5 separate regions of the Homo sapiens genome follow, and regions 1, 2, 4 and 5 are each linked to region 3. The links are chromatin loops, found by intact Hi-C in ENCODE. Cell type or tissue: PC-3. All regions are shown on one strand. Each heading gives the region's core, and the rest is flanking DNA. Links, peaks and the distances in the headings are about the cores only. Region 1 has its middle 150 kb from the start of LINC02234. Region 2 has its middle 110 kb from the start of RIOK2. Region 3 overlaps LINC01340 (long intergenic non-protein coding RNA 1340). Region 4 has its middle 47 kb from the start of RIOK2. Region 5 has its middle 76 kb from the start of LINC01340.

Region 1 (6,437 bases), core at 736-5,735, 450 kb after region 3:
GCTAACCCCCAGCACCAGTGAATGTGAGCTTATTTGAAAATAAGGGTTTTGCAGAAATACTCAAGTTAGCATGAGGTCATACTGGATTAGAATGGGCCCTAAATCCAGTGACTGGTGCCCTTATAACACAAGGAGAGAACACAGAAAGACATACACAAAAGGCACATGGAAATTGGAGTGATGCAGCTATAAGCCAAGCAAGGCCAAGGACTATGAGCAACCCCAGAAACTACACAGAGTTAGGGGAAGGATTCTTCTAGAGCTTTCAGAGGAGCATACCCCTGCCAACACCTTGATTTTGGACTTCTTTTAGTCTCTAGAACAGTGAGGGACTATATTTCTGTTGTCATAAGCCATCCAGTTTGTGGCAATTGTTACAGCAGCCCAAAGAAACTAATGCAGCCCTATATATGAAAAATATGGTAATAACCTTACATTTTTTTTCAAGGAGAAATAAATATAGTAGCTTAGAACACAGATTCTGAAACCAAACTTACTGGGTTTAAATCCCATCTCTGCCAGTTACTAGCTATATGAAATTGAGCAACTTAACCTCTCTCTTTCTCAATTCCTTCATCTTTAAGTGGGGATAATAAAAGCGTATAGATTATAGGGTTGTTATGAGTATTTTAAAAGTTAATATTTGTATAGAACTTAGAACAGGACCCTGCACATATTAAATGCTATATAAGTGCATAAGTGCTTTTTCATTTGGTAGGGTCTTTCCAATATATTCCCTCATAGCCACCCCTGAAAAATGTTTTTCCACCACAAAATCTTACCTTTGTTTGCCTATTACCCCTTCGGTAATTTCTCTTAACATTAAACTCTATCAAACTTAGAGTTAACTAATCTTGAAACAAATTTATGACATGTTCCTGCTATTTAATTATTGCAAAAAATAAGCAGAAATGTATTTATTTGTTGAGTGTTTATCAAGCATCTACTGCACACCAATTTTTGTGTTTGAAAAAAATAAATTCATACTCTATAATAATAGAGTCTATAGTCTAGTGGAAATATTGAATGTTGGAGTAATTCACTATATACATTCTCCTTTGATATGAATACTTACTTGAATTACTGGAAGCAGAAACATTAAAATTTATAGAATTCAACATTATTTGAAACTTTGATTGCATTTTGTATTTGCAAACACGTCTTCCATCTTTTCACATCCTACACCTTGCATTTTGCTACTCCTCAGATCCTGTTTCAGGAGGATATGCCACTCTTATTTACAGAGAGGAACTGGAGTCTTGGCTTAGACCAAATGTAAAGGAGTCTCCCCTTATCTGTGGGGTCACTTTTCTGAGTTTTCACTTACCTGTGGTCAACACAATCCGAAAATAGGGAGAACAGTACAACAAGATATTTTGAGAGAGAACACATTTATATAACTTTAATTACAGTACATTGTTATAATTTTCTATTTTCTTCTTTGATATTGTTAATCTCTTACTGTGCTTAATTTATAAATTAAACCTTATCATATGTATGTACATTTAGGGAAAACATGGTGTATCTAGGGTTCGGTACTACTTGCAGTTTCAGGCATCCACTGGAGATCTTAGAAGGTATCCCCTGTGGATAAGGGGGGATTACTATACTATCATTTCTTATCAGTTTGATATTCAATGGTTTCTCTTTGAGATGCTAAAATGTTAAATGAGTTTTTGCATATTAATTAAGTCTAGCCACACAAATCAGAAGAAACTAGGAATGGGACACATGGAAATAGGTGACACCTGCCCCAGCTTTCTATCTGGTATATTCCTTATTTTTAGATATGAAAATATCTTTTTTTGTGTCAGGACCACTGATTAGCAATGACACAAAAAATTAGAGCTTTTAGTGATCACTGAAGTTATTTCAGTATGCTTTGACTAAGGATTTGTGTCCCTCCCCAGTGAATTTGGGGAGGGATGGTCCCTTCTGTCCGTTTGTTTAATACCCCACATTTCTCTGAGAAGTCCTATCATTTTGATCATTTCTAATTTAAACGGAAGGACACCCTTTGTGCATTCTTTTCTCGTTGCTGTTTCCAACAGCAGTGGTTTAAATGGGAAGGCTGAGACTATAGATTCCACCACATCACTTGAAATGCCAACTTGGCAGTAATCATTTTATTCTTTTTAGTTCAGAACATGTATTTTAAAAATGAATGGGTATTGACTAGTTAACAACTAGAGATTTTTTTTCCAGGAAACAATTTCCTAGACTTTAAACCAAAATTTGGAGCTCAAGAAACACTAAAGAAGACAGTACTCTATGTAAAGTAGTTATTAATTGGGGTTTCACTGTAGGTCTATATGCAAATCTTAACTTTTAACCAAAAAATATATAACAATATAAAGTGCAAAAAGTTTAAGCTTTACACAGAAAATGTATGATACAAAATCACTTTTAACTTAAAAGGCAGTTTAAAGTTTATCTGTGAAGAAAGAGAAACATTTTGTACATAAATCCTCCCAGTTTTCATTGACAATGATGGTGTTATTTAAGCATCCCTGTAATTAAATGTCACTTTAAAAATAATGGACGTGTCAGGGTATCTTTTTAAATGGAAAAAAAGTATATTTTTGTAGTATTAACAGAAGTAATACTCAACCAAGATTTCCCAAATTACAGAATAAAATTAATATCTTCTTTTTTTCCCCCAGCAGTGATCTCTTTTCTATGATTCCTTTTCTGTGAACATTCAGGACTATCTGAACGAAATGGGACCCCCATCTCCTGCCACTTCTGGAGAACAAACAACCCACTCAAAACCATTTACCCATCATCACTGTCCAGATCATTGCACAGGGTGGGTTTATATGATATGCCCACTCTGAAAATGTGGCTAAGTATTCCAATCATAGCTGTTGCCAGTGTTTCCCACCATTGCTGTATACTCTTAGTAAATGGTAGTTGTTAAAAATATAAAATAGGCTTGCTTCATGAGAAGAAGAAAGTACTTTCTCTTGTAAAGTTCCTTTAAGCATTGGCATAGTAAGTGTTCCTTTTCTCATTGATACCATAGTTTTTTTACTGTGTTTTGTTTTGCTTTCTTCAGATTTTAAAGGAAAAATAAGGTGATGTTGCTGATTTTCAGAAATATTTTCAGCTTCAGATATCTGTGATAAAAATGAGAAAAAAGAAGTGGATGTTCTGTCAGAAGGTATTGGTGAGATAGGAGACCCAGAATTGGGAGAAGCAGCTTAGATGGAGAGCAACTTAAATGGGAGAAGTGATGAACATGCGTGAGAAAAAAGTGACTCTGCTCCCTTTGTGATCGGGGCGAACATGACTAACTGATCCAGGAATTTGTTTCATTTGGTCACGAATGGGCTTTGCAAATCCTTCCTAATGACATGACAGTGTCACCTACTGGCAAAGCAGGACCCTATGAGGCATCTAAAGGGAGATTTAGCCAGATATGTTGTTTATCAGAAGCCAGGTACTTCCTCCACTTTTCATCCTCCCTACTTTTCCTTTCTACAGAAATGATTTTTTTTCAGGACAGTAATTTAATAAACATACATACTTTGTGCTCAGCACTCTACTAAATGCTTTTATATACATTATTTCATTCTACATTCACCAAAGTGTAAAGAGATAGGTGCATTTCCATTTTCTAGATGAGGCTCAGAGAGGTAAAACAACTTAAACAGACAGAAAGTTGTAGAATTAAGAATGATACATGTTAGACTCCAGAAAGCATGCTCTTTAGCTCTGTAATAGATCATTCTGTCTCTTCAGTTTAAATGCAAGGGACATTAATACCTCTCTAGAATTTTACTCAATTCTATTGTCTTCCTCCTAATTTACTTCTTAACTACCTAATTCTTGAAACGGATTAGAAGCAGATGTAAAGAAGTGTCCTTATTTTCTTCTAGGTATGTCTTTGCATTATTGAAGTGTATCTCATTCTTTAGATTGCCTAGTCTTAAAGTCCAGGTGGCTAAGTTTATTCAAGCAATTAATTGGTTGATTGAGAGGTAAAATACTATAAAACTGATTGATTGACTAGCATGACAAGACTCCGTATAAAAGTGGATGTATTTGTTCATCCATTACCTATTTCTTAACATTTTCTAGAAAATTAAGTAGCTACAATATACAAAAATAGAATATAGCATAAATATAAATTAAAAGATGTAATAATGAATCTACTTTTACCAGGTGTAGTCCCAGCTACTTGGAAGGCTGAGGCAAGAGGATCACTTGAGACGTTCAAGGCTGTAGTGCACCATGATTGCCCCTTGTGAATAGCCACTGAACTCCAGCCTGAGCAACAAAGTGAGACCTCATCTGTAAACAAACAAACAAAACTGCTCCTGAATTTCAATGTCAATTTATTGTAGAAATCTTAAAAACTTAATCCTCCTAAAATAATGCTGTTTTTAGGGGCAACACATAATTGTGTACAATTTCATGTTTCTTTTGAAGTGATAATTAAAAATAATTGAAACAGTTATTAAAGAATAAAGACATTGTGACAAAGAAATGACCGGGAACCACATAAAGCAAGATATTTTGTACTTTCAAATAATGCTGATTTTTAGGGCTAACAAGTTTCAGTAGTAGCTTAATAAATATACATTAAGAAATGCCCTTTCTGAATTCCATTTTATGATGTTCAAGTACAAAAAATATTCATCCATTGCGACTTTGAACTGTGAAATGGTCAATGAAGAGGTGAGCGGCACTTAACTTGAAGCTAATGTCTCATCGAATTGTTCGAACTTCACTCCTTGGTCATAAGGTTTTCCAGATCCAGAGCAAGGTAGCCATATGGCATTGATATTCGAAATACAAAGCCAAGTATCGGTTTTAAAAACAGTATTATTGATTTTTTTCTTCTTTTCCAATTTTCTCTTTTTGAAATTGTGCTGCTACAAATTTGAATTTTAAAATGTCTTATTTTTCAAATTTGTATTGTTTCATCTATTGAATGGTTTTTACTTTAAGGAAGTTCAGAAAGTTTTTATGTTCTCAGCCATTCTTTTTTATAGAAAATATCTTAAAAACTGAAAAGCCTCTGAAAGGCTCAGGTGAACGAAAATAGAAAAAAAAGTATCTATCTCACTCTTCTTTTTAATTCCTCTTTAATGCTTCCCTTACAAATATATTGGAAAGAAAACTATTTAGGTGGTACAAGGCTTCTCCCTGGTTTCATTTTTCTTGCTCGTATATACAATTAATTATTTGTGGCAGCATTATTTTTACTTTGGAGCCCTGATTTCCCACAATTATTGGTCTGATGGAGCTCAGACCTGTGTTTCAGAGTTAAATACTCTTCCAAGAATTTCCACATTATAAAACTCCCCAACCAGCACTAAACTGTACACATAAAAATTGTAAAAATGGTAAATTATATATGCATATTGTACCTTACAATTTTTTTTATAAAAAATAAAGATTTTTTTAAAAAAAACAAACAAATACCTCCTGCCCCACAAAAAAAATTTCTCACCCCATCCAAGTACCAGTCACTAGACTCTAACAAACAGTTCGGAATTCAACTGGTGTCCAAAAGGTTAACAACATTACCAAGGTGAAGGAACCAAATCGGTATCATACACTGGAGCCATGGGGAAGCTTTTGGAACTAGGATTTCTGAGAACTTTTTACCATATACAGCAGGGAAATCTTTGTAAAAAGGAGGAAATTGGTATAGTATATTCTGCTGCTGGCACGAAACGTGTTTTTACCAAACTAAAGTATCCTGTAGTTCAAAAATGTTATCACAAGATTCCATTTGTGTATCTATTTAAAGTTTTGGTATATTTTCAATAAAAATTAATAAAAATATTTCTTCTCATAATATGTGGTTTAAATCCAGATTATTTCACAATATGTGGTTTAAATCCAGATTATTTCACTGTAATATGTCTTGATAGAGTTTTAGAATATTGAAATAGGGTATTAAGATGCTTTAAATCGATTACTGATTTGAACATTGTAAGTGTATATTTCTATTTGTGTGTGTGTGTCATATTCAAATATGATTAATCATGTATGTTGGTGTGTGAACATATGCATATATAAAGCATTTTTATCAGCTGTTTCTGGCTTCATACCACAGAGAACAATCTGAACTGTCAAAGAAAATTAAACCTTGAGTAAGAATTCCTCAAGCTAGTGCATATCATTTGTTGTTTTCATTTTCCTGAAATGAAAATATTAGCGTTGTTACTACCTGAATAGATTAAAAGACTAAAGAAAATTTGTTCATTAGAGATTTAAAAAAAGTGGCAGTGTTTGTAGAGTCAGGCATAGTACCAGCATGACATGGATCAAATTTGTCCCAATAATTTGAATTATTGTTATTATATTTGGGTGGTGTGTGTAGTTGGGGGGGGAGTGGTTGTTGTTTCATATTTTCCCTTAGGGGACATAAGTAAGTAAGTATTTACAGTAAACCCATAGTGAGTTCAGATGAAGCAAGA
Region 2 (6,437 bases), core at 484-5,483, 240 kb before region 3:
TCCTTGCCCTTTGAGAGTCTGATTATTATATACCTTGAAATCATCTTTTTTGGGTTGAATCTTATTGGTATTCTGTGACCTTCTTGTACCTGGGTATTCTTATCTTTCTCTGTGTTTGAAAAGTTCCCTGTTATTATTTCTTTTTTTTATTTATTATTATTATACTTTAAATTTTAGGGTACATGTGCACAATGTGCCGGTTAGTTACATATGTATACATGTGCCATGCTGGTGCACTGCACCCACTAACTCGTCATCTAGCATTAGGTATATCTCCCAATGCCATCCCTCCCCCCTCCCCCCACCCCACAACAGTCCCCAGAGTGTGATGTTCCCCTTCCTGTGTCCATGTGTTCTCATTGTTCAATTCCCACCTATGAGTGAGAATATGCGGTGTTTGGTTTTTTGTTCTTGTGATAGTTTACTGAGAATGATGATTTCCAATTTCATCCGTGTCCCTACAAAAGACATGAACTCATCATTTTTTATGGCTGCATAGTATTCCATGGTGTATATGTGCCACATTTTCTTAATCCAGTCTATCATTGTTGGACATTTGGGTTGGTTCCAAGTCTTTGCTATTGTGAATAATGCCGCAATAAACATACGTGTGCATGTGTCTTTATAGCAGCATGATTTATAGTCTTTTGGGTATATACCCAGTAATGGGATGGCTGGGTCAAATGGTATTTCTAGTTCTAGATCCCTGAGGAATCGCCACACTGACTTCCACAATGGTTGAACTAGTTTACAGTCCTACCAACAGTGTAAAAGTGTTCCTATTTCTCCACATCCTCTCCAGCACCTGTTGTTTCCTGACTTTTGAATGATTGCCATTCTAACTGGTGTGAGATGGTATCTCACTGTGGTTTTGATTTGCATTTCTCTGATGGCCAGTGATGGTAAGCATTTTTTCATGTGTTTTTTGGCTGCATAAATGTCTTCTTTTGAGAAGTGTCTGTTCATGTCCTTTGCCCACTTTTTGATGGGGTTGTTTGTTTTTTTCTTGTAAATTTGTTTGAGTTCATTGTAGATTCTGGATATTAGCCCTTTGTCAGATGAGTAGGTTGCGAAAATTTTCTCCCATTTTGTAGGTTGCCTGTTCACTCTGATGGTAGTTTCTTTTGCTGTGCAGAAACTCTTGAGTTTAATTAGATCCCATTTGTCAATTTTGGCTTTTGTTGCCATTGCTTTTGGTGTTTTAGACATGAAGTCCTTGCCCATGCCTATGTCCTGAATGGTAATGCCTAGGTTTTCTTCTAGGGTTTTTATGGTTTTAGGTCTAACGTTTAAGTCTTTAATCCATCTTGAATTGATTTTTGTATAAGGTGTAAGGAAGGGATCCAGTTTCAGCTTTCTACATATGGCTAGCCAGTTTTCCCAGCACCATTTATTAAATAGGGAATCCTTTCCCCATTTCTTGTTTTTGTCAGGTTTGTCAAAGATCAGATAGTTGTAGATATGTGGCATTATTTCTGAGGGCTCTGTTCTGTTCCATTGATGTATATCTCTGTTTTGGTACCAGTACCATGCTGTTTTGGTTACTGTAGCCTTGTAGTATAGTTTGAAGTCAGGTAGTGTGATGATACCAAAGTCGGGCAGAGACACAATCAAAAAAGAGAATTTTAGACCAATATCCTTGATGAACATTGATGCAAAAATCCTCAATAAAATACTGGCAAACCGAATCCGGCAGCACATCAAAAAGCTTAGCCACCATGATCAAGTGGGCTTCATCCCTGGGATGCAAGGCTGGTTCAATATACGCAAATCAGTAAATGTAGTCCAGCATATAAACAGAACCAAAGACAAAAACCACATGATTATCTCAATAGATGCAGAAAAGGCCTTTGACAAAATTCAACAGCCCTTCATGGTAAAAACTCTCAATAAATTAGGTATTGATGGGATGTATTTCAAAATAATAAGAGCTATCTATGACAAACCCACAGCCAATATCATACTGAATGGGCAAAAACTGGAAGCATTCCCTTTGAAAACTGGCACAAGACAGGGATGCCGTCTCTCACCACTCCTATTCAACATAGTGTTGGAAGTTCTGGCCAGGGCAATTAGGCAGGAGAAGGAAATAAAGGGTATTCAATTAGGAAAAGAGGAAGTCACATTGTCCCTGTTTGCAGATGACATGATTGTATATCTAGAAAACCCCATCGTCTCAGCCTAAAATCTCCTTAAGCTGATAAGCAACTTCCACAAAGTCTCAGGATACAAAATCAATGTACAAAAATCACAAGCATTCTTATACACCAACAACAGACAAACAGAGAGCCAAATCATGAGTGAACTCCCATTCACAATTGCTTCAAAGAGAATAAAATACCTAGGAATCCAACTTACAAGGGATGTGAAGGACCTCTTCAAGGAGAACTACAAACTACTGCTCAAGGAAATAAAAGAGGATACAAACAAGTGGAAGAACATTCCATGCTCATGGGTAGGAAGAATCAATATCGTGAAAATGGCCATACTGCCCAAGGTAATTTACAGATTCAATGCCATCCCCATCAAGCACCCAATGACTTTCTTCACAGAATTGGAAAAAACTACTTTAAAGTTCATATGGAACTAAAAAAGAGCCCGCATCGCCAAGTCAATCCTAAGCCCTGTTACTATTTCTCTGAATAAACTTCTCTCTCTCTGTCTCTGTCTCTGTCTCTCTCTCTCTCTCCTTCCTCTTTAAGGCCAACAACTCTTAGATTTGACCCTTTGAGGCTGTTTTCTAGATCTTGTAGGTATGCTTTCTTCTCTTTTCTGTCTTCTCTGACTGTATTTTCATACAGCCTATCTTCAGGTTTACTAATTCTTTCTTCTGCTTGATCAATTCTGCTCGCTAAAGACTTTGTGTTTATTTTTCAATTTGTCAATTTAATTTTTAAGCTCCCAAATTTCTGCTTGATATTTTAAAAAATCAATTACTCTTTGTTAAATTTCTCTGATAGAATTCTGAATTCCTTGTCTGTGTTATCTTGGAGTTTGTTTAGCTTCCTCAAGACGGCTATTTTGAATTCCCTGTCTGAAAATTCGTATATCTCTGTCACTCTTTAGTCTGTTTGGTGAGGTCATGTTTTCTTGGATGCTCTTGATCTTTGTGGACATTAATTGATGTCTAGGCATTGAAGAGCTAGGTGTTTATTACAATGTTTGCAGTTTGGACTTGTTTGCACCCACCCATATTAGGAAGGCTTTCCAAGTATTCAAAGCGAATTGAGTGTTGTGATCTAAGATTTTGGTCAGTGCAGCCATATCTACATTAGGGCGCACCCCAAGCCCAGTAACGCTGTGACTCTACAAGAGTCACAGAGGTGCCTCTGTGACAAGAGTCACAGAGACTCCTAGTGGTACCGCTTTGGTGGTGGTTTGGATAAGATCTGAGAGAATTCACTGGATTATCAGGCAGAGACTCCTGTTCTCTTCCCTTGCTTTCCCCCAAACAAATGAAGTCCCTGTGCTGAACTGCCTGGGGTTGGGGAAGGGGTGTCAAAAGCACACCTATAGCCACCATGACTGGGACCCTGTTGGGTCCAACTTATAACCAGCCCAGGACTGGGTCTTGCTAAAGGTCTGTGGTCACTATTGCCTGGCTAAAGCTGATGTTTATCAAGGGCCAAGGGCACTTTAGTCAGGAGGTGATGAGTCTAGCCAGGCTTGTGTCTTTCCCTTCAGGTTAGCAAGTTCTCCTCTGGCCCAGGGTCGGTGTATAAATGCTGTTCAGGAGCTAGGGCCTAGAGTCAGGAGCTTTAGGGCTCTTCTTGATGTTTATTTTACTGTGGCTAAGCTAGTACCCAACTTCTAAGACTTAAGTCCTCTGTATTCTTCCCTCTCTTTTCCCCAAGTAGGAATCTCTCCCCAAGCTGCACTGCCAAGAGTTCTGGGAGGGGTGACATGAGTAATCTCTTAGCTGCCACAGCTGGTGTTACACTTGGTCACATGCACCCCAAGTCCCATTGCCTCTGAGATTAGTGCAGCACCAGGCCTTGCCCAAGGACTGTAGTCCTTTGGGCAGATGGCCACTCAGTTTTATTCTCTTACCTGCCACAGCTGGTATAACACTGGGTCACATGCACCCCAAGTCTTATTGCCTCTGAGACTAGTGCAGCACCAGGCCTTGCCCAAGGACAGTAGTCCTTTTCGCCAGATGGCCACTCAGTTTTATTCCAGGCCCTAGGTCACTTTAGTCAGCCAGTGGTGGAACCAGCTGTGATCTGGGTTCCTCCTGCTGGGGCTGAGAGTTTCCCTCCGGCCCAGGGCTGGTCTAAATGTTTCCTGTCGATACCAGCAAAGCTCTCTGCCTTGCATTGTGTTTTGCTATGACAGGTAGCACTGAGTTCCAATGCAAAGTTCAACACTGACTTCACTCTGGTTTCCCAAAGCATAGTAATTATCTGGACTGTACTGCCACGAAATGATGGAAGGGTGGTATAGGCAATGCAAGACTGCCTTTCCTACCTTCTTTAATGCCTCTTTCCTTGATATTTTGTTAAAAGCAGGTACAGTAATCACTCACTTTTTTTTTTTTTTGGTTCTTATGAGGATGCTTTCTTGTGTAGATAGTTGTTCAATTTGGTGTTCCTGCAGGGGGGTGATCGCTAGAGAATTTGGCCATGTTGCTATGCCTCTTTTGTCTGTCTAATACATAAGCTCTTTATTTTCATTTTTTATATTTTTAGACAGTCTTGTTCTGTCGCCCAGGCTGGAGTGCAGTGGCATGATCTCGGTTCACTGCAACCTCTGCCTCCCGGGTTCAAGCAATTCTCCTACCTCAGCCTCCCAAGTAGCTTGGGTTATAGGTGCATGCCACCACACCCAGGTTGTTTCTGTATTTTTAGTAGAGCGGGGTTTCACTATGTTGGCCAGGCTGGTCTCGAACTCCTGACCTCGAGATCCGCCTGCCTTGGCCTCCCAAAGTACTGGGATTACAGGCGTGAGCCACCATGCCTGGCCCTGGTATTTAATACTGAAGCAACCATACGACCAAGCAGCAGGTATATACCATGGGATATATACCTGGGGGTTTATTGTTGTGTGCTGAGAAAGAATTCAGGACACGGACACATGTGGGTGGGTTAAGGAGTGGAAATGATAGACACAAGAAAGGGGAGAGGAGAGAAGCGGACTGCAGCAAATTTTATAGGCAGGCTGGAGACGATGGTGTCTGATGTATGTAGGGCTCACAGATTGGTTCTATCAGATATGATGTCTACATAGTGCACAGGGAAGGCTGGTGGCCCCACCCTAATATTATTATGCAAATGGACTTTCCAGTTGATCAGTGCCATCTTGTCTGCTCTTTACTATACTCTTGGCTGACAAAGAAGAAGGAAGATGAAGCCGCCATTTTGAACATGTCTAGTCCCTAGTTGCTGCTGGCCTTGACCCAGGCAAGCTCCCAGCTTGCTTATCTGTGTCTGCAGCCTGATTTTACAGGCTGATTTTACAGAAAATGATGTGGGGCTGCTTTTCATTAAAAAAAAAAAAAAAAAAAGAAAAGCCTTACCGAGGGCTCTCATGCTCTTGCTATTAGCCTAAGTAATTCCTTCTTAACTCCTATATCAATACTATCAGATTTAAAGTGATATTTTCATTTCAAATTTTAAATTTTAAAAAAAATGAAATTAAGGAAATATCAATTAGATTTAATTTTTTTGGATCAGAAAAGCTTGTTTGTCATAATTGATTTTATTTTATTTTTTATTTTTTTATTTTTTATTATACTTTAAGTTGTAGGGTAGGTTGCCATGTTGGTGTCCTGCACCCATTAACTCGTCATTTACATTAGGTATATCCCCTAATGCTATGCCCTCCCTCCTCCCCCTACCCCACGACAGGCCCCAGCATGTGATGTTCCCCTTCCTGTGTCCATGTGTTCTCATTGTTCAATTCCCACCTATCAGTGAGAACATGCAGTGTTTGTTTTTTTTTCTTTGTGACAGTTTGCTGAGAATGATGGTTTCCAGCTTCATCCATGTCCCTACAAACGACATGAACTCATCCTTTTTTATGGCTGCATAGTATTCCATGGTGTATATGTGCCACATTTTCTTATTCCAGTCTATCATTGATGGACATTTGGGTTGGTTCCAAGTCTTTGCTATTGTGAATAGTGCTGCAGTAAACATACATGTGCATGTGTCTTTATAGCAACATGATTTATAATCCTTTGAGTATATACCCAGTAATGGGATGGCTGGGTCAAATGGTATTTCTAGTTCTAGATCCTTGAGGAATCACCACACTGTCTTCCACAATGGATGAACTAGTTTACAGTCCCACCGACAGTGTAAAAGTGTTCCTATTTCTCCACATCCTCTCCAGCACCTGTTGTTTCCTGACTGTTGAATGATCGGTGTTCTGACTGCTGTGAGATGGTATCTCATTGTGGTTTTGATTTGCATTTCTCTGATGGCCAGTGATGACGA
Region 3 (6,437 bases), core at 552-5,551:
CTCCATCATTTCCAGTTCAAACTGAAATTGTTGTATGTTTGCCACTTCCTCCCCTGATTAGTTTCAACATAGCACTCAGAGTAGTTCTTGTAATGTTTAACTTGAATTATATCACAGCTCTGTTCAGAACTCTATTTCCTGTGGCTTCATGTCTTAAAGTAAAAGCAAAAGTCTTAAAATTGGCATATAAGGTTCTATGTTATCTGTCTCCCCATACATATATTTGTTCCTTTCTGAGCTAATTTCCTAGCACTTTTCCTCTTCTCATTTGGCTACACACAGGGCACTGCTCATTCAGCCTTCAGCTTGCCAAATGTGCACACACCCCAGGGCCTTTTCACTTACTATCTCCTCTGCCTGGAACATGTGTCCCCAGATATGCATATACTTACTCCTCTACTATATTCAGGTAGCATCTCTTAGGCCAGCTTTTTAGAAAGTCTTTCCCTTGCCATCCTTGATATTAGCATTTCCTTCAGTCACCTGATATCCCCAAATTCCATTGTATTTTTCTATCAGGCACTTGTCATGTGACATATTTTTATATGCTTATTGCTTTATTGTTTTAGTCTAACGTTAGAATGTGAGCTCTTGGAGAAAAAGGAGTTTGTCCATCTTGTTTTCTTTGTCCTATCACCACAGCCTACTATAGAGCAGATCACAGAGGAAGTATTCAATAGATATGTGTTGAATAAATGATAGATGCTTCTGATTTAGAAGCAATAATTTTTCCTCAAGTATGCTTCTTTTTCTCTTCTTTGTTATGTTAGTTTTATTTAATACTCATGGCTAGGTGCGGTGGCTCATGCCTGTAATCCCAGCACTTTGGGAGGCTGAGGTGGGCAGATCGCCTGAGGTCAGTAGTTTGAGACCAGCCTAGCAATCATGGCTAAACTCCATCTCTACTAAAAATACAAAAATTAGCCGGGCATGGTGACAGGTGCCTGTAATCCTAGCTACTCAGGAGGTTGAGCAGGAGAATCGCTTGAACCCAGGAGGCAGAGGTTGCAGTGAGCATTGCATTCCAGCCTGGGTGACAAGAGCGAGGCTGTCTCAAAAAAAAAAAAAGACTCATAAATTCCCATTTAAAGAAACATACTGATAATAGTTGTTTAGTCTTCTCATGGCTAGACTAACTGGTATATCTGTAGCACTTTGACATATGGGATGTGTGTTTAGTAACCTCCCATTTAATGCTTTAGTTAATACTGTAATACATAATTTTGTACTCTTCTACATTGTACTTTTGTTATTTAAAAAGCTTTCTTGTAAGCAAGTGTCTTCATTTGCTATTGCATCTGTAACAAATTACCATAAATGTAACACACCACAAATTCATTATTGTACAGTATTGGTCAGATGTCTGACACTGGTTTCCATGGGCTGGAGTTACGGTGGTGGCAGGGTTGGTTCCTTCTGGAGGCTCTGGGGTAGAATCTGTTTTCTTGCTTTTCCAACATCTAGTGACCACCTACCTTCCATGGTTCATGGCCCCCTCCTTCATCTTCAGATCTGGCAGTGTGGCACCTGTGACCTAGCCAGAAAAAGTTACCCACTTTTAAGGATTTCATATGATTAGACTGGGTTCACCTGGATTATCTCTCCATCTCAAGTTCCTGAAGCCTAATCACATCTGCAAAGTCCCTTTTGCTATGCAAGGTAAGATATTCACATATTCTGAGGCCCAGGGTGTGACTGTCTTGGGGATTAGGGACCTTAATTGGCCTGCTACAGAAGAAAAGAAAACATTGCTATCTCTCATGCTTGTTCCTGCTGACCTCTAAGACTAATATCTTATTTCTCTCTTTTTCAGAACAGCTTTCTTAAAAAAAAGATCACTATCTGTTCCCTCCATTATTCATTTCACTCTCACTTTTTGATCTCTTGTAGTTAATATAACTTCAAATTCCACAAACATTTTGAAAATATTCTCTCCAAGCCTGACACTGACCTCCTAATCACCAAAATGTGCTGATCTTTTGCCTCTGTGTATTAAAATAGGTCTGAGAAACTAGTAGGCAGCTACACAGTTCCCATAACAACTGGGAACGATGGAGCCTGATGGCTCAGGCCAGCCTACAGAACCCAGATGCCACTCCCTGTCGTGTAGAACTTGCCCCCTGGCCCAGTAATGACCCACTCTTGCCCTCATGTAGAAATGTGGCTCGCTTTTCAGCTCATTCATTTCTCTTCCATGTGTTTCCATTTCTCTTCCATGGAACATTGTTCCATGTGTTCTCTTCCATTCATTTCTCTTCCATAAAACTCTCTAGCTTTACACTCTTTCTCCAGAAGTTTAGCTTTTCTTGTCATGTTCTTTTTGTAACACCCACCCGTCTTTCTCACTGCATTAACATAAAAATCTCAGCTCCTTGGTCTTTCTGTTTTCTAAACAAGGTTTTTGATGTCTAAACCAGGTGCCCCTTTTCTGTGGGGAATAATTCTGAGAAAAACAGCCTTTTCTAAAGTAACTTAAGTGCCTCCCTTGTTACTTGGTCACTCTCTTTATTCAATCTTGCCCTCCTTGAGGGCAGCACTGAACAGAACCATAGCTTTAGGGCACTGCTCTGAAAAGACTTGTTATTGGGCCCTGAGTGAGGGTGACCTCTGGTGGACACAACTGATTCTTTTTTCTCATCATGTGTTATTGCTGCTATTGCTATGTTTGTTTAAATTGTGGTTAACCATTTTTAAGTGTACAGCTCAGAAGTGTACAGTCACATTGTTGTGCAATCAATCTCCATAACTCATTTCATTTTGCTAAAGTAAAACTATAATCCAGTAGTAACTGTCCATCTCCCCCAGGCCCTGGCAACTTCCATTTTACTTTCTGTCTTTATGAAACTGACTATGCTAGGAACTGCATGTAAGTGGATCACATGGTGTTTATCCTTTTGTGACCAGCTTATTTCACTTAGCTTAATGTCTTCAACATTCATCCATACTGTAGCATGTGTCATAATTTACTTTCTTTTAAAGGCTGAATGGTATTCCATTGTATGCAGAATACCATATTTTGCTAATCTATTCATCTGTTGATGGACTCACGTTGCTCTCACATTTTGGTTATTGTGAATAATATTGCTGTAAACATGGATGTACAAATAGCTCTGGACACTCTGCTTTCAATTCTTTTTACTATAGACCCAGAAGTGGAATTGCTGGATCATCTGGTAATTCTATTTTTTAAAAACTTTTTTTACTGATACACAATGAATATACATATTTTCATGGTACATGTCATAATTTGATACATTAATATAATGTATAAAGATCAAATCAGGGTAATCGAGATAATAATCACCTTAAATATTTATGTCTGTGGTGGGAACATTTGAGTTATTCTCTTCCAGCTGTTTTGAAAGGTACAATAGATTAATGTTAATTAATGTTAACGAGTCACCCTACTCATGTCTCAAATACTAGGTCTTATTTCTTCTAACTGTATCTTCTAACTGTATATTGGTTCCCATTAATCAATCTCTCTTTATCTGACCCTCTGCCTTTCCCACCTTTCTGGTTTTCTAGTAACCACCAATCTACTCTCTGTCTTCGTGAGAAGTCCTAACCACAGATAATTCTATGTTTATTTTTGGGAGGACTGCCGTACTGTTTTCCACAGCAGCTACACCATCTTACATTGGCATCAACAGTGCACAGGAGTTTTGATTTCTTTAACACTTATTTTCTGTTTTTATTTTAATACACCTAATAAGTTTGAGGTGGTATCTCATAGTTTTGTTGTTGCTGTGTTTTTCCCACTGTTTATTAATCATACACCATGTGTCAAGAGCTTTTAACACTCTTGGCAATCCTATGAAGTAGGCATTACTTTTCCAACTCACTGTTGAGGAAATGAAGGCTCAAAGAAATGAAGTGAGGTATTAAGTAGTAGAACTGGGTCAAATCTAGGTCTGTTTATCTGAGGTGCATACTTTGAAAGGTGATGCTCCCTCATATTCAGTGTACCTGGTTTGTTTTAGGTTTCTATCATACTCAATTGTAAAATTTTTGAAATAATCTTTTTTTCTCTTCCCGTCACTAGGAACTCTATCTATTGCTCGCAGAGCTAGAAAAATGATAAGGAGATTAACTGCCCAGCATTTTGTGGACCAACATCTCTGGGCTTTATTGTTCCTCTTCTTCACTAGTTGAGCACATATTTCTTGAGTGTCTATGTAACATACTATATTTGGCCCTGAGAACACAGCAGAATAGGCAAGCTAGATCTCTCTCAAAGCACATAGGGGCTTTTAATCTTGATGATGACTTGTTGATCTATCTCATGATGCCGTGCAAAGAAGTCATTTGGTCAGAAACCACTGAGGATTCTTTAATAGGGATCTTTGAATGCCATAGCGGGATGGGTGAAAAGCAGGGTGTTGTACAGGTTGAAGGTAGTTGGCAACATCTGAGGCTCATTAGAGGAACAACTTCCAGATCCCTATGTCCTACTGCCCACTTGGCCACCTTTTAAATTCTACATTCTTTTTCCTCTAGGGTCTCCTTATTTTCAAGATTCCAGTAATCACCTTTGTGCATGAGTCTTTACCTCCACCTCTCTTTGATATCTCCTCCATTCCTGGGGGCCTGTACACATGTTACCCACGTGACATTTTCTCTTGAATGTCATGTTGTACCTTCAAATTTTGCATTCAATTTTCAAATTCAATTTCAAATGTCCCTTCAAGTTGCAAATGGGCTCATACTTCTGATATCTCTTTTCTATTAGTGTTACTTTATATTCACTTGGGCTTCAAACTTTAAAGTCATTTCTAATCTGTCTTAAGTCAACCAACTACTCAGTATTAGTAATTTGTCCTTGTTGACATTCTTTTCGTATTGAACCCAACTAACCAAAGAGCAGAAGGAACACACCTGTTGTCAATAAAACTAGAATTATTTAACTTGCTGTGGCAAAGAACATACTTTAGGAAAATCTCACAAGTGTTTCAGTGAGGTAATTTGGGATGGTCTTCTAACTGGGTTTGAGTTTGTATGGATGATTTTGAGGAAGGCTTAGGGAAGTGAAGGCTATTTTTTGAATCAGGGACATTCAGTGATTGAAGGTCAATAATTTTTATCTAAAAGGTGAGAGAATTAAAAAATGCTGGAGTTATTGATAAAACAAACAAACAAACAAAAACTCCAGGAAACACTCAGAGAAAGATGATATGAATCAGAGAAAGGTAAATTTAGCATTTTGTGGTCAGACAGTGGCCTTGCCTATGTCTTTCTCTGAACATGGTAATGGAGTAGACTGAGAATTTTCTATTTCCGATTATGAACATCACAATCTGGTTTCATTTTCCCAACAGGGATTTACTTTTCTTTCTTCCCTCACCTTCCATCCACATCTGAACTTATCCCCTCCTGTTTGAACAATTGGAGGAGCCATTTTACTTTCCTGTGCCTCTCTCGCTCTGCCCACTCTACTCTGTTCTTCACATCATTGCTGAGTCAAAAAACATGACTTTAAGCTTGTTACTCTTCTGCACAAAAGACTTCTTTGGGTTTCTATTGCTTATAGAAAAAGTCCACAGTCATTATTTTGATACTCAAGGAAGTACACACTCTATTTCCAATCACCCTTTTCAGAACTCCTTCTCAGGCCTCCCTTACTTTTTAGTCTAATTTGAATATAATATTTGCTTTCTAGTTTTTATGCCAGTGAATGCTTGATGTGCTGTTAATATATATATATATTTTATATTACATATATAATACATTATTATATAAAAAATACGGATTTTTTGGGGGGGTCTAGAACAGACTTGCTGAATGTGAACCTTCAAGTGGGAGTGTAGGTAACAGAGATTTTATTTTCATTTTGTTTCTCTCTCTCTCTTTATTTATTTATTTATTTATTTATATTTTTTGAGATAGGGTCTCACTCTGTTGCCCAGGATAGAGTGCATTGGGGTGATCAGGGCTCACAGCTGCTTTGACCTCTCAGGTTCAAGTGATCCTCCCACCTCAGCCTCCTCAGTAGCTGGGACTACAGTCACATGCCACCATGCCTGGCTAATTTTTTATTTTTATTTTTATTTTTTGTTGAGACAGGGTTTCCCTATGTTGTTCAGGCTGCTCTTGAACTCCTGTTCTCAAGCAGTACTCCTGCTTTGGCCTCGCAAATTGTTGGGAATAATAGGCATGAGCCATTGAACCGGCTGCGATTTCATTTTCTTAAGGTGATTGTGCTGCAGATTGCTTATGCACCACATTTTGGAGTGCATTATTTTATGGCATTATTCATGCTGTTCCCTCTCTCTGGAAGATGCTTCAATTACTTGAGTTGTCCACCCTTTAAGTCCAGTTGAGAAATCTGTCCCTAACTGCCTAAGCTTAGAGTCCCTCTGAATCTGACCTGTTATAGTATTCATTACATGTATCATGTTACTCCTTTGCTATCTTACCCATTAGAGCTTCTAAGTGCT
Region 4 (6,437 bases), core at 932-5,931, 300 kb before region 3:
ATATTCATTACTAGTTGAGGCCTGGAACCAGACTGCCTGGGTTTAAATCCTGGCTGTGCCACTCATTTGCTAGTGAATATAGGCAGATCACTTAACCTGTTTGTGTTCCTCTTCCTCCTCTGTAAGATGCTGGTGATAATCATAGTCTTAGAGTTGGTTAATATGTAAACAAGTGCTTTTTCAGTATGTGGCACATGGTAAATACACAATAAATATAAATTATTGTTATAATGGTACAAGAATAATAAATAATTTGGGGACCTTTGGTTCTCAACAAGGAACAGTAGTTGGCCTCTGTCTTAGTCCATGTAAGCTGCTATAACAAAATACCTTTGAGTGAGTAATTTATAAACAACAGAGATTTACTGCTCACAGTTCTGGAGGCTTTAAAGTCTAAGACCAAGGTGCTGGTAGATTTGGTGTCTCGCTCTCTGCCTCATAAATGATGCCTTCTTGCTGTGTCCTCACATGGCAAAAAAGGGCTGAAAAATCTCCCTCCGGCCTCTTTTGTAAGGGCACTAATCCCATTCATGAGGGCACAGTCTTTATGACCTATTCACCTCCCAAAGGCTTCACCTCTTAATATCACCACAAGGAGATTTGGTTTCAACATATGAATTCTAAGAGGATACAACAAATATTCAGACCATGCTAGACTCATTTTCTTTCCTCCAGGAAGCTTTGGACATTCTCAGAACCTCAATATTCATTCTATAGATTGTTTAACCAGCCATGCAGCCAGACACAAAGGATTTTATTATATTTAGGGAAATCTTTGAAAAGCATGATTACATTATAAAAATGATTTATTGAAGATGTTAACATAATATTATTATTTCTTCCAAACTTGTGAGAAAGAAAATCATGGATAGGATTTGGATTGAGAGCTTGGTGTGACACAAATGATCAACCATTTTAAAACATCTCTGTTCTTTTTTTGGAAGAAGTTCTGGGATAAAATCTTATTTTCTAATTTTATGTATATTCTAAATGTATTTCTGCTTAGTCATATCAGACATTTTCTTAATTGGGAGAGTTGTTTTTAAACCCTCTTATATAAAGGCAGATTATTTTGTAGTAGATGAAGATTCCTTGACTGAGCTGGGGGAAGAAGGGATTTAGGGCCTATCAGATGGGTATGGAGGAGAGGACAGGAGAGGGTGGAGGCTGAAGAGGTGGAGCAATGATGGGATTTGGCTTAACTGGAGGGGTAAGGAAATAGAAGGGCTTCTGAATTGCTTCCTCATCAAAACTTTAGGGTAGTAAGCAACCTCTGAATGTCAGGAGAAAGTGAAGGAGATATTCTGAAACTTATTCAAGAAGACTTTTATTTCGTCTGTGGAGGTGCTGCCACATGTGGTAATGTCAGCGGTAGCAGACATCTAAGTTACACTGAGTTACTGGTGGCATATCAATATAGGTCTGCAGCAACTTCAGTTCTTGCCTTCTCAGAAGAAAGAATTCAACTGGGGTACATAAGGCAGAAGGAGAGACTGAGGCATGTTTCAGAGCGGGAGTGAACGTTTATTAAAAAGCTTTAGAACAATAAGGAAAGGAAAGAAAAGAAAAGAAGGAAAGTACAACTGGGAAGAGGACCAAGGGGTTGACTTGAGAAACCAAGTGCACAGCTTGACCTCTTGACATGGGGTTTTATAGGTTGACATACTTCCGGGGTCTTGCCTTACTTCTCTCCACTCCTGAGGTCTTACTGGGAAGCTGCTGATCAGTTTCAGGTGTTTTCTATCTTTTAGGAGACGGCTTTTCCCTGGTGCCAGCTGTGACCAATTATTACTTTAGAGAAACAGTTAACAACTGCCTGACCATCACCTGATGTTTGCCCAACACTCCTGGTGTGTGTGTGTGTGTGGGAGCCCTCTTCTGCCCTGCTCATACCTGACTAGCTACCTACTGTTAACAGTAACTGCCTCATGGAGCAAGAATGAAAACAAGCCAGTTTTGTGTGGTAAGCCTGGCCAGTTTGGATTTCACGTCTAAATGAGTACAAATAGTTTATATCCTAAAATTCTGCATGCCCTGGTCAAATAACCTTTGCATTCAAAACAATTGATTGAAACTTTTATGGTACAGTATGGTTGATTCTGAAGATGCAGAAAAGACTGTGCTTTTCAGATCCTGTCCTAAAGAGTAGTTGAATCCTTTGCTTGTGGAAAATCAACAGAGGCAGAACAGAAACTTCTGTTGGCAATTTTCCTTAATAGTTCAATAAAATGTTTCACCCTGCTATCTTGTGATATATTTGTAGTTCTGTAAATATACTATGGCACTTGGGGTGAGACAGGAAGGAAGAGGGACATGTCTAATTATAAAAATCAGTGTGAGCTGGCTGGCAGATATGCGCGGAGGAAGAAAAATACCATGTTACGTGATGACATCTTTCTTATCATACAGTGTGCTTTGCCGCCATTGTAAAGTGCTCTTCTACTGTGTATTTTATTTTTTTCTTAGTGACAACCTTCAAATGAAGTGTGCTTTTGTAAGAGTCTTTTCTACAATGTAGAATCCACACCAAGAACATGCGTAGAATGCCCTACCAGGATTTTATCTCTTTGTGCCTGGCTCGAGTTTGTACTTGGTATGATCTCTTATTTTAGGAACTAGCCTGAGGCATCCAGACCCTTGCTGCTGCCATCCCTAGAGAGACAAAAATGAAGGAAATAGAGTTGTACAAGAGAGGAATTTAAAGAGATCTCCCCCAACAGTTTTCAAGCTGCTTTTTCTTCTCCCTTCCTGTCTTCCTTCTCTTTTCCTCCCTGTCTCCTTCCTTCCTTTCATTCCTTCCTTCCTTCTTTTTTAAAGCCCTAAGAACCATTTCTTCTGTTTAAAGTTTGTATGGAGCCCCAAAGGAAGATAAAATAAAGACTGCTCTGGTAGAAGCATAGATAAGTACCCAGAACTCTTCCTAGTTGTGGTTCTGGGGAGAATAATTTGAAAACACCCAATTAATTATATTAAAAACAGAGACCTAGACATTTGAATGATTTGTTATAGTTTCTGATTTTGACTTCAGAGACAATGTGAGTATGCTGAATTCTCCTGGTAATGGGGAAATTTTTGACATGATTTGCCAAATCTAGCTGTTGAAGTTTTAGATTTCCTCTGTTTCTTACTTGTTTTAATAGTAAGTTTGACTATAGTAGCAAAATCATGTGGGTCAATTTTGTTTCCCACTTTTCTTTATAATTTTAGATAAGATCATATATGTTTTACACATAGTTCTGTTGTAATAATTGTGGGAAAAGTCTGGTAGATGTAAAGCTGCACATTTTAGGAAAGACTAGTCTGGGTGCAGTGGCTCACATCTGTAATCCTAGCACTTTGGGAGGTTGAGGTGGGAGGATCACTTGAGGCCAGGAGTTTGAGACTAGCCTGGGCAACATAGAGAGACCCCTGTCTATACAAAAAAAATTATAAGAAGAAAGACTAAAAACTTCCTATTCTCTAAGACAAATGTTTATTCTGTAATTGCAATGCAAAAATATTATTTGAAAGCTTATAAATGAATTGCTCCCCCCAAATTACAGTTTAGCAAATCTGTAATCTCTTGAAAAAAAATCTGAAACGTCTTTAAAATTTTTTTAGCATTTCTTACACTGCAACATTTTTCTATTTTTCTTCTATGTCCTAAAGAAGACATCTACCTGAAATTAGGACATTATGTGTGTAACATTACGTGATTGTGAAATAGCTGCCTGCTCTAGAAGGTCCTTGTTCCTCTAGGGGGCAGTGCTTTACTTTTACATCACCAACCCGGAGTGAAAATATAAGAGCAGCTTTGTTTCTTAAAAGACTAGAAGTAGTTCATTCTGCTCATTCTCTCTCTTCGTTTTAAAAATGTATTGTACAGCTGAGACATTTAACAAGACATGCTTTTAACCAGAAAATATCCAAGATAATTAGAACTTCCATAAACATATTTGATTTGGAGTTTTTAGGGAAGATTTCTTTGGCTTTACCTCTTTATTTTCTAAGAAAGCATAGAATGAGCTTGACTTATGCTCCAAATTTAGTTATTATATAATTGTATTGTCCTTTCTGAAAGATAAACTTTCTTCCCCCTTAAAAACAATTTTGATTTAAGGTTCCAGATGTGTCACTTGACTTGCTAAAAAACAAAGCAAAGCAAAACAAAAACCAGAAAGCCAACCAAAACCCAAAAAGCCAATCAAAACAAGAACCATAACATCCAGTTTGTTCTCTTTGGTTCTACTTTTCTATTTTTCATGCAATTTAAAATTTTAGACTATTTCCCTTGTGCCACAGACTTCTTTTTTTTTTTGTGGTAGTTCCAGAAAACAAATGGATTTATTAAGAAAACAAAATCCGCCTCCATTTCTTTCAGCCCATTCTCATCCCATACTTCTTAAAAGCTATATGTGTATATATATATATGTACATGTGTATATATGTATATATATATGTACAGGTGTATATATGTATATATATACATACGTACATATGTGTGTATATATATATATAGTGTATATATTAATATATATACACTAATGTGGGCAGCAGAATTCAAAGATAGTCCCCAAGATTTCTGGACCCAGGTGTACATATACATCTTCACCCAGTTATTCTGCCAAACACTAATGTAGGTACTGCTATGAAGAGATTTTGCAGATAAATTAAGATCCCAAATGCAGATGAATTAAGATCCTTAAATTAGGGAGATTATCTGGGTAATCTCACCTAATTATGTGAGCCCTTTAAATCTGTTTCTAGAGATCGGAGACAGAAGTCAGATAGAGTTGAGATGTGAGAAGGATTCAACTTGAGAGAGGTTCTCTATTGGTGGTTTTGAGACAGAAGGGAGCCATGGGGCAAGGACCTGCGACTGGCCTCTGGTGGCTGAGAGTGGTCCCCAGTTGACAACCAGCGAGAAAACCAGGAAAACCACCATAAGAAACTGAATTATGACAAAACAAAATGAGCTTGGGGTCCACTTCCAAGCTCATTTTGTTTTGTCATAATTCAGTTTCTTATGGTAGTTGTCTTGATTTTCTTGGTGGTTGTCAACTGGGGCCCACTGTCAGCCACTAGAGACCAGTCTGAGGTCCTTGCCCCATGGCTCCCTTCCATCTGGGTGTTATTTTAAGTCTCCAAGTTTTTTGTTATGCAGCTATAGAAAATCAATACAATCAAAGTAAGCACATTTCTTTAACATTATTTTTTAAAGTTGGCTTGAAAAACGGAAGTTGATACCGAAAAAATATGTTCAGCATTTGGGGATTTGCCATACCCTTTTATAGTGGTGGTTTGCTGGCCAATACCCATGTTCCCCTTTTCCTGGCGACATTCCCTAGTGGGTTGACTTCACACCTAGTTCCAGAGGTGAGACTCAGTTAGCTCAAGTCATTTGGAGTGTATCATTTAGGGCATGTGACCCAAACTGGTCCAATTAGAATAAACCCCAGGAGGATTTTGGTGGGAATGTTGGGGTAAATACTTTCTTTCCTCCTTTGAGCTTAGTGATGTGATTATTGAGGTTTATAAGTATTAAAGATTCAAGGGAGAGCCTAGCATTTCTCAGGGGCTACCATGTGAAGCCTAAAAATTAAGCAACCCAGAGGAAGAAAAGTTAAGGAGGATTCTGGTTATATTTCAGTCCTGTATTAGGCTGTTTGTGAATATAAATCTGCTCCTTGATATGAGCTAATAAATCTTTCTCTTCCCTTAAAAATTTGTTTAAGTCTATTTACTTTGAGTTTCTCGATTCTTACAAATGAAAAATAAAATCCAGACTGATAGACCAGTTATCTCTCTGATTTTCATACTTTTCCTCATCTTTCAACATAGAATATGTTCCAGACTAGTAAACTGTAATCATCTGCATTTATTTCCTTTTGTCTTTGTCTAGTCTTTTAAGTCTAAAGATAAAAATTGGTTAAAAATTATAATAACATATTCTAATATTTATTGTTCTTATATTATCTGACGGAACAATCTAGAAAAATAGGTATTATGGCTTTCATAAACTTATGACACATATTTGAAGGGTATTAATTTATTATTGGCTTTGTATAAACTTTTTTCTTTTGGAAATTCTGTCAATAAAGTAGAACCCATTTTGTTTAAAAGTTTTGTTTCAATCTAGTGAAGATATAATATAGTTCTCATTAATTGACATTATAATTGCCTATAATTATATTGACAGAAACAGAGTCGTGTGTGAAAACAATTAATATTTGTTCTGTATAAAGATGAAAACAGTTGTTTTGTATTGTTAAAATTAGTATTCAGTGCCTGCTTTTAGTACCAATCTTGCTAGCAGAAGCGAATAGACTCTATGATGCAAAATGTGATATTGCGAGCATAACACTTTGTCTTTAGTTATTTAAAATACCTTTGAAATATGTGTATTTTAAATGTATAGGTGTGTATTGAAAACTTAGTTTTGTTTATTTGTTTACTTG
Region 5 (6,437 bases), core at 529-5,528, 110 kb before region 3:
ACAGCTTTTGTCAGGAGCCAGTCTCAACAGTGATGTCTCCCACTATCATCCCCAGCCTGCGGAGGGCAACCTCCACCACAGAACTTTTTAAGGATGCTGCTGCTCACTTTTCTGATGTATTTCTTGACATCACAGTGAAGGAAAGCCTTCTAAGGTATAAGGAACGGGGATGGATGTGTAGTCTGAATGTGATAAATCCATTTCTTAAGTTTTTGGATTCTTCCAATGATGCTAGAGAGTTCTAGCTTCTTGACTTAATTAACCGTAGGTCATGATAATTTTTTAGTTAACTAACCAAAAAAATGATTATAGCCACTTCTCAGCTGCTTGAACTAAAAAATGAAGTTCAGAATTTCCAGAAAGTGTACTCATATCAATAAATTCAATGTAATCCGTTAAAAATCAACATATGAAATTACAATTTAAAAACAGTACAATCCATACACTTTAAGTATATGGATCAAGGACTTTTGAAATTTATACAATAATTTTTCTTGTGTTCACTTATAGTTAATCTCCCTAACTCCCTACCTCCAGGCAACTACTGATCTAACTTTCATCATGATAGGTTAGTTTTGCCTGTTCTAGAATTTCATTTAAATGAAATCATATAGTATGATTATTATTATTTGCTAAGTAAAAGGTTTCTTTTACTTAGCATAATGTTGTCTTTTTCAATAGTTCATTCCTTTTTATTATTGAGTAGTGTTCCATTGCACGGATATACCACAGCTTGTATATCCATTCACTAGTTGATAGACATTTGGGTTTTTCCCAGCTTTTGTATATTCTGAATAATGCTGCTGTGAACATTCGTTTTCAGTTTTCATGGACATATGTTTTCATTTCTCTGGACCAAATACTAGAATAGAATTGTTGGGTTATATGGTCAGTACATATCTGAATGTTTAAGAAACTCAAACTTAATCTAATATTATCTTCTATTCTCCTTGGTCTAAGACATTTAGAATTCATTTTCAAATATATTCCTCTGGTTTCTGCAAAAATATATTAGCAAAATCTTGCAATTTTGGGGAAATATATGTGATCTCCTGGGTCACACCTTCCCTGAAGTTTGCTGGGATCTGTCTGTAACTATAGGTGTAGAAGTACTAAGAGGTGTTGGGGTGAAGAATTGATAACTTCCTAAGGTGAGTTGAATGAATATTACCTTAGGCCAAGGAGAACAGCAAAAATGGAGTGAAAACTAAGGGCAGAAAGCATAGACTACAGAATGCTACTATAGATGGGTACACCCCACCACCTCTACTCTCAAAGATGACCTGGTCTCCTACTTCTATGAGGAATGATCTCATATAAAAAAATCTACTCCTCGGTTTTCATCTTAATTTCTTTGTGGAATCTAAGCACCCTTGATGCCTTTTCTCCTAAACTTTTCTCCATTTTTGCCTTTCATGGATTAATCTGTTCTGCCCCTTTGACTAGCTTTTCTTGTCATTTTACCCTTAGATACTGAATTTATCCCAGAGTTTCACACTGGAACTTCTTTACTTTGTATGCATCTACACCCAGACTTAATAAGCATTTAAACATGAAATGGTTTGTAAAAATATAATTCTTCCTGTTTCAGCTTTTTACTGAGGCTCCAGATTTCAAGAGCAAAATAAAAGCTGCCAAATAGAAGTGCTAGACAACCTATTCTGGGTATGCTAAAAAATTATGAAGTTTTTTTTTTTCTCTCCCGCTTTTAGTGATTACCTTTTCCCAGCCTTCAAGAGAATGGAGTTTGAGGTGTTGGAGCAGAATTTCCTTGGAGACAGTAGAGGGAGTGCTCCCAAATTTCCCACCCCATTGTGGTGCTAGAGGTTCAAACTTTCTCCTTTTTTTTTGCCTCAGACCAAATGGGGTGGTTTGCCGTGTGACCAATATAATGGAATGTTAAGAATACAGAGTTTTCTTAAAATGATGTAGTATTCAAAGTAGAAAGGTATTATAAATGCAGAAGGTTGCTATGTCTGGTAGTGAGTGAAATGTTTTTGTTGTGTCATAGATGCCCTTTTTGTTTATAGGTCACTACAAAAGCTAAAATAGCTTGCCCTTTTTTTTAAAAAAATGTAAGAGCACAACCTTTTCCTTGGTGGTGTGTGAAATGATTGGTAAAGTTCATTAGATTGGCATACAAGTTGATGCACACACTGTGCCATTTTCCGTAAGTCATTTACAAATGTTTTGCTCTGTGGTTTTTATTTAGTATACAGAATAATATGAAAGTGAAATGAGTGGTTTTTCTGTTTTCCTCTTTACCGCTTCTTTTGGAGAAGATCTGTAGCTTCATTTCACCACTGTAAGTGGGGCTATTAACATTTACTACATTTAAATACTTTCTAAAACAATTAAGGTTTTTAAGAAACATATAGCTGTATAGACACAGAGCATTAGACATCTATGGCAAGCCTTGAATTCTCATTCTCTCTTTGAATCTACGAAAATCTTTTGAGCTGCCAAATATAAAGAGGGACACTTAGGTTTTTTTTTCATTTTTGTGATAAATCTTGGAATTGATTTTAATTTTTTGTAGCACACAATATTTTAGATTGATGTGGAATCACATTCACTTAAAATCATACAGTGATTTGTGGAAGGTAACATTTGTTGTTTAAGGATTACATTCCATGATCAGAGAAACTTTGGAGTGAAAGATTTGTCCTGAACATTATTCAGTTAAAAAAATTGATTGTCAACATTTCATAAACTATTCTAAGTTTTCCTCTTTTCTTAAAGATGACCCAGCAACGTTGAGTCAGCTTTACTATGTGTTGAGTTGGTAGAAACTGCCCCTTTTAGTCAAAGCTTGTTTTCTCTGAGTTCCCATAGTCTTCACATGGATTCAGCCCTCTGCCTTTTTACTGTCAGCCTAGAACCCGTAGGCATTTGAGATTTTGGCTCCTGGAGTGCCTAGTTCTGAACAAGACATAGTACTAGTAGACATTTTCAAGTTCTGTTTTTTAGAGCCATTATTTTCCCTTATATTTGTTTGCTCCTACTGAAAAATTCTTTCAAACTTTAATTGAAAATTTAGTGTAATTTTTCTTATATTGTAATTTGCTTGTGGTTTTAAAATGTTCAGTTCTGAAAAATAATATATGAAATTCAAGTGATGATTAATTTTACTGTTTAAGTACTTTGAGTATAAAGAATGAGAAAGACATTTCTAATGTATTTTTTAATTAGTACAAAATGAATGCAAATAAAAATGGCAAGAATTGTACAGTGTACATATTCATGATACATACTATTTGCAATGATGCCTGTACCAGGGTTGCTACTTAGAATTCTAGACATTTGAGAGATAAATAATTGGAAAGAACCTGATTCTTATCCAAAATATTTGTATATATAATTTAAACATTATGAATGTATATTGAATTTGTAACGTTATAACTGGATTGAAATATATGTATAGTCTTTATTTCAAGTATTTAAATCTAAAATCAATAGATTGATTTTTGTAGTCCTCCTGAAAATGTGGACGGTCTCTATTTGTACTCAGGCCTAAGTAAATTTGCCCCTGATTTAAAAAAAATCATTTTGTTCTTTTAATATTTATGATCTTTAAACTATTCTGTTCCTTTCTGAAAGCAAAGATAATTTGTTTAAGCATGTATCTATGCCAAATTTTAAACAACTATGCTATATCATAAAATTATTTTTAAGCATGTGTAATTTCTTTCAGAGGAAATTATATCTCTGTAAATCATACAAATTACTTCATTGAATATTGTTGTCAAACACAGAGCATTAAATCATGTTTGATTTCTTTCTCTCAGAGTTTAATACAAGGACATGTTTTTTAGTCAGGGTGAATGGAGAAGAGAGGGTAAAATAACATGAAGGCCCTGCAAACCCTTACTTGCAAACCCAAAGGGGAAAACCCATTGAATCGACTATTATTTGGTCAGATCTTCTCTTATGGAGAATTCCTACTCCTCTCTTACTCCCTTCTAGAATAAAGGCAACATGACAGGAAAGTGTAGCCAATATATAACGAAGTGCTCAATACCCAATGCTGCTCTTTTGTAAAGACTGCAAAGTGAGCAACTAACTGTATGATGTGCTAAATGTTGCCAGATGAAAAGCTAGGGAAATGTAATTTTTGTTTTGGGCACTCTCTTTTTCTTTGTCTTTCTTTATTCTAGTCCCAGTTCTGTCTGACTCTTAGGTATTTTTCTCCTTGCTTTTACAGGCATACATCTTGGGCTCTGGATCAGCTTCACACTGACTATTCACTGACTATGAAATGACTTTTGGTGCCGTGATTGACTATCATAGAAAGTCATTGGGAGGTGTAGATTCAAAGAAACCTCAGTGAATTCCTTGACTACTTACACCAGAATGTCAGTGTTGTAAGGAAAATCATAGTAACCCAGTACAAACACTAGAAACATTGAAAGTATTTGATCCCTCATGCCACAATTCTTTGTTTGCACTCCAAGCATTTATTACCCCACTGGTTTAATTTTATTTAAATTAATACATGTGCTTCCCTATTTTGGGATATTTTGTCCCAAGTTTTCTTGGGACAGGAACTATGTCTTCAGAGGCAACATAGTGTAGCAATTAGGAGCTAGTAATTAGCATATTCTAGAGACAGACTGCTTAGATCTGAATCCTTGTCTACCATTAACTAGCTGAGTGATTTTGGGCAAGTGACTTCACCACTCTGTGTTTCAATCTCAAAGAGTGGTTGTGAAAACTAGATAGATAAATATGTGCAAGATGTTCATATGGGCTCCTAGCTAATAGCAAACATGTGTGCCTCTTTGCAATTCTATCATTGATCTTTGTGGCCTCTGCACCTAGTGTGGTACCTAACATTGAGTAGGTTACAAAAAACGTTATTGAAATAAATTGAGGAAATGAATGCAGATCTGTGTAAAAAGCAAGAATTTTACCATTAAGAGACTCTAAAAGTTAGACCATTTAATTTTCCTCCTTTCCTTTCCTGGCTCTCCTTCTTGCTCTTGCTTTATAGAGAGACAGTTTTGCAAATCCCAGGTTCTGGTGCTTCATAAACTTTCATTGTATAGCCTCTCCCCAGAAAATGTTATCTTTCTGTAATATTAACTCTCATCCTCTAAACATGTAACGCTGAAGTTGGAGCCAATTGTATTGGGTTGAATTATCTGTCCTTCACATCAGTTTCGAAAGCTAAAATAAAGGTGGGGGAAGAGTAGTAGCTGATTTCTAATTCTAAAAATTCTGTGATTTTAAAATATCTTTTCATATCCAGACCCATATTCCCAACAGACAGTTAAGACTTTTATACTTTATATTTCAACTGAATTTATCATTTTCCCACTCAAATGACCATCTTTGGTGTTTCCTTCTGTTGTTCTCTTATCATCCTCACTTGGAAACTTGTAATGGCCTACTAACTGATTTACTTGCCACATGTTTCTCTCTTCTGCAGTTTGTCTTCCACATCAGACATTGCCAGAGATGCACTGCCAGAGTTAGTGTAAAACACATATCTGATTATGTTGAGTTTCTTTCTTTCTTTTTTTCTTTTCTTTTCCTTTTTTTTTTTTTGAGATAGAGGGTTACTTTATTGCCCAGGCTGGAGTGTGGTGGTGTGATTATAGCTCACTGCAGCCTCAACCTCCTGGGCTCAAGAGATCTTCCCATCTCAGTCTCCAGAGTAGCTAAGACCACAGGCGCATGCCACCATGCCAGGCTAATTTCATTTATTATTTTGTAGAGACAGAGTCTTGCTATGTTGCCTAGGCTGGTCTTGAACTCCTGGCCCTAAGGGATCTCCCTGACGTCAGTCTCGTAAAGTGCTGGGATTACAGGTGTGAGAGCCATCAGTGTGTTGAGTTTTTAAAATCACTTGCCATTGCTGAGAAATACAAACTTTTCAACTTGAAATCTCAACCCCCTTCATCTCATTCTGTCCTAATATATTGTACTATTATTCATTCATTTACTTATTAAATCAGAAAATATATACTAAGTACCTAGAAGAATGTATCATGAATTATGGTAGGCATATAAATGAATGAGAGACATAATTTATTAGACATAAGTTCTAATCCTTGAAGAACATACAATCCAGTGACACAGCCTATAATCCAATAGGTAGAATATGGTGATGGGTGCTGTGCAAGAAGAAGGAGGGAAGAAGGAAGCTGAGTGTGCAGCAAAGACACCTGCAGGGACACATAGAACCAGGCATTTGCTGAAGGACACCTGGATTGCACAACCAGCGGCTAACTTGCATGAAAAAACATTCTAGGTAAGTTCCATAAAGGATCCCAAAAGGGGTGCCAAGAAATGTCATAGATCTGCTCGGGGACTGAGTTTTGCCTTCCCAGGTATAAAAAGAGTGGACATCTAGGTGGACTAAAATCAGAGCTTTGAAGGGCAGATGGAATAGACTGGGTATGAGGTTCTTTGAAGGCAGACATTGAAGTGGT

The links. Peaks named below come from ENCODE experiments on the same cell type or tissue, not always from the same donor. Only the 100,000 strongest peaks of a DNase experiment are listed, where the experiment ranks them.
Region 1: it touches region 3 in a loop (3-fold over the local background); 2 of 110 quality-filtered maps call a loop at or near these places.
Region 2: a loop joins it to region 3, with 7 times the contacts of the local background. A loop is called at or near these places in 15 of 110 quality-filtered maps.
Region 4: a loop joins it to region 3, with 13 times the contacts of the local background. A loop is called at or near these places in 52 of 110 quality-filtered maps.
Region 5: it touches region 3 in a loop (6-fold over the local background); 8 of 110 quality-filtered maps call a loop at or near these places.

Annotation. Positions count from the first base shown.
Region 1 is chr5:97,982,937-97,989,373 of GRCh38, forward strand. No RefSeq gene overlaps it. Among named protein-coding and RNA genes, the nearest start is that of LINC02234, 150 kb to the left of the region's middle. RefSeq lists an enhancer at 2,799-3,998. In PC-3, for the core only: CTCF peaks have their summits at 3,376 (motif pointing left) and 3,577; a DNase peak (open chromatin) is centred at 3,325; H3K27ac peaks cover 952 bases.
Region 2 is chr5:97,293,966-97,300,402 of GRCh38, forward strand. No RefSeq gene overlaps it. Among named protein-coding and RNA genes, the nearest start is that of RIOK2, 110 kb to the left of the region's middle. RefSeq lists enhancers at 3,781-3,900, 3,941-3,990, 4,001-4,060. In PC-3, for the core only: a CTCF peak has its summit at 3,322; a DNase peak (open chromatin) is centred at 3,326.
Region 3 is chr5:97,531,678-97,538,114 of GRCh38, forward strand. The region is part of intron 2 of LINC01340 (long intergenic non-protein coding RNA 1340); the gene reads left to right. Among named protein-coding and RNA genes, the nearest start is that of LINC01340, 30 kb to the left of the region's middle. In PC-3, for the core only: a CTCF peak has its summit at 2,600 (motif pointing left); a DNase peak (open chromatin) is centred at 2,674; H3K27ac peaks cover 628 bases.
Region 4 is chr5:97,227,495-97,233,931 of GRCh38, forward strand. No RefSeq gene overlaps it. Among named protein-coding and RNA genes, the nearest start is that of RIOK2, 47 kb to the left of the region's middle. In PC-3, for the core only: CTCF peaks have their summits at 3,749 (motif pointing right) and 3,957; a DNase peak (open chromatin) is centred at 3,747.
Region 5 is chr5:97,425,645-97,432,081 of GRCh38, forward strand. No RefSeq gene overlaps it. Among named protein-coding and RNA genes, the nearest start is that of LINC01340, 76 kb to the right of the region's middle. In PC-3, for the core only: no CTCF peak of the experiment used is centred there; no DNase peak of the experiment used is centred there.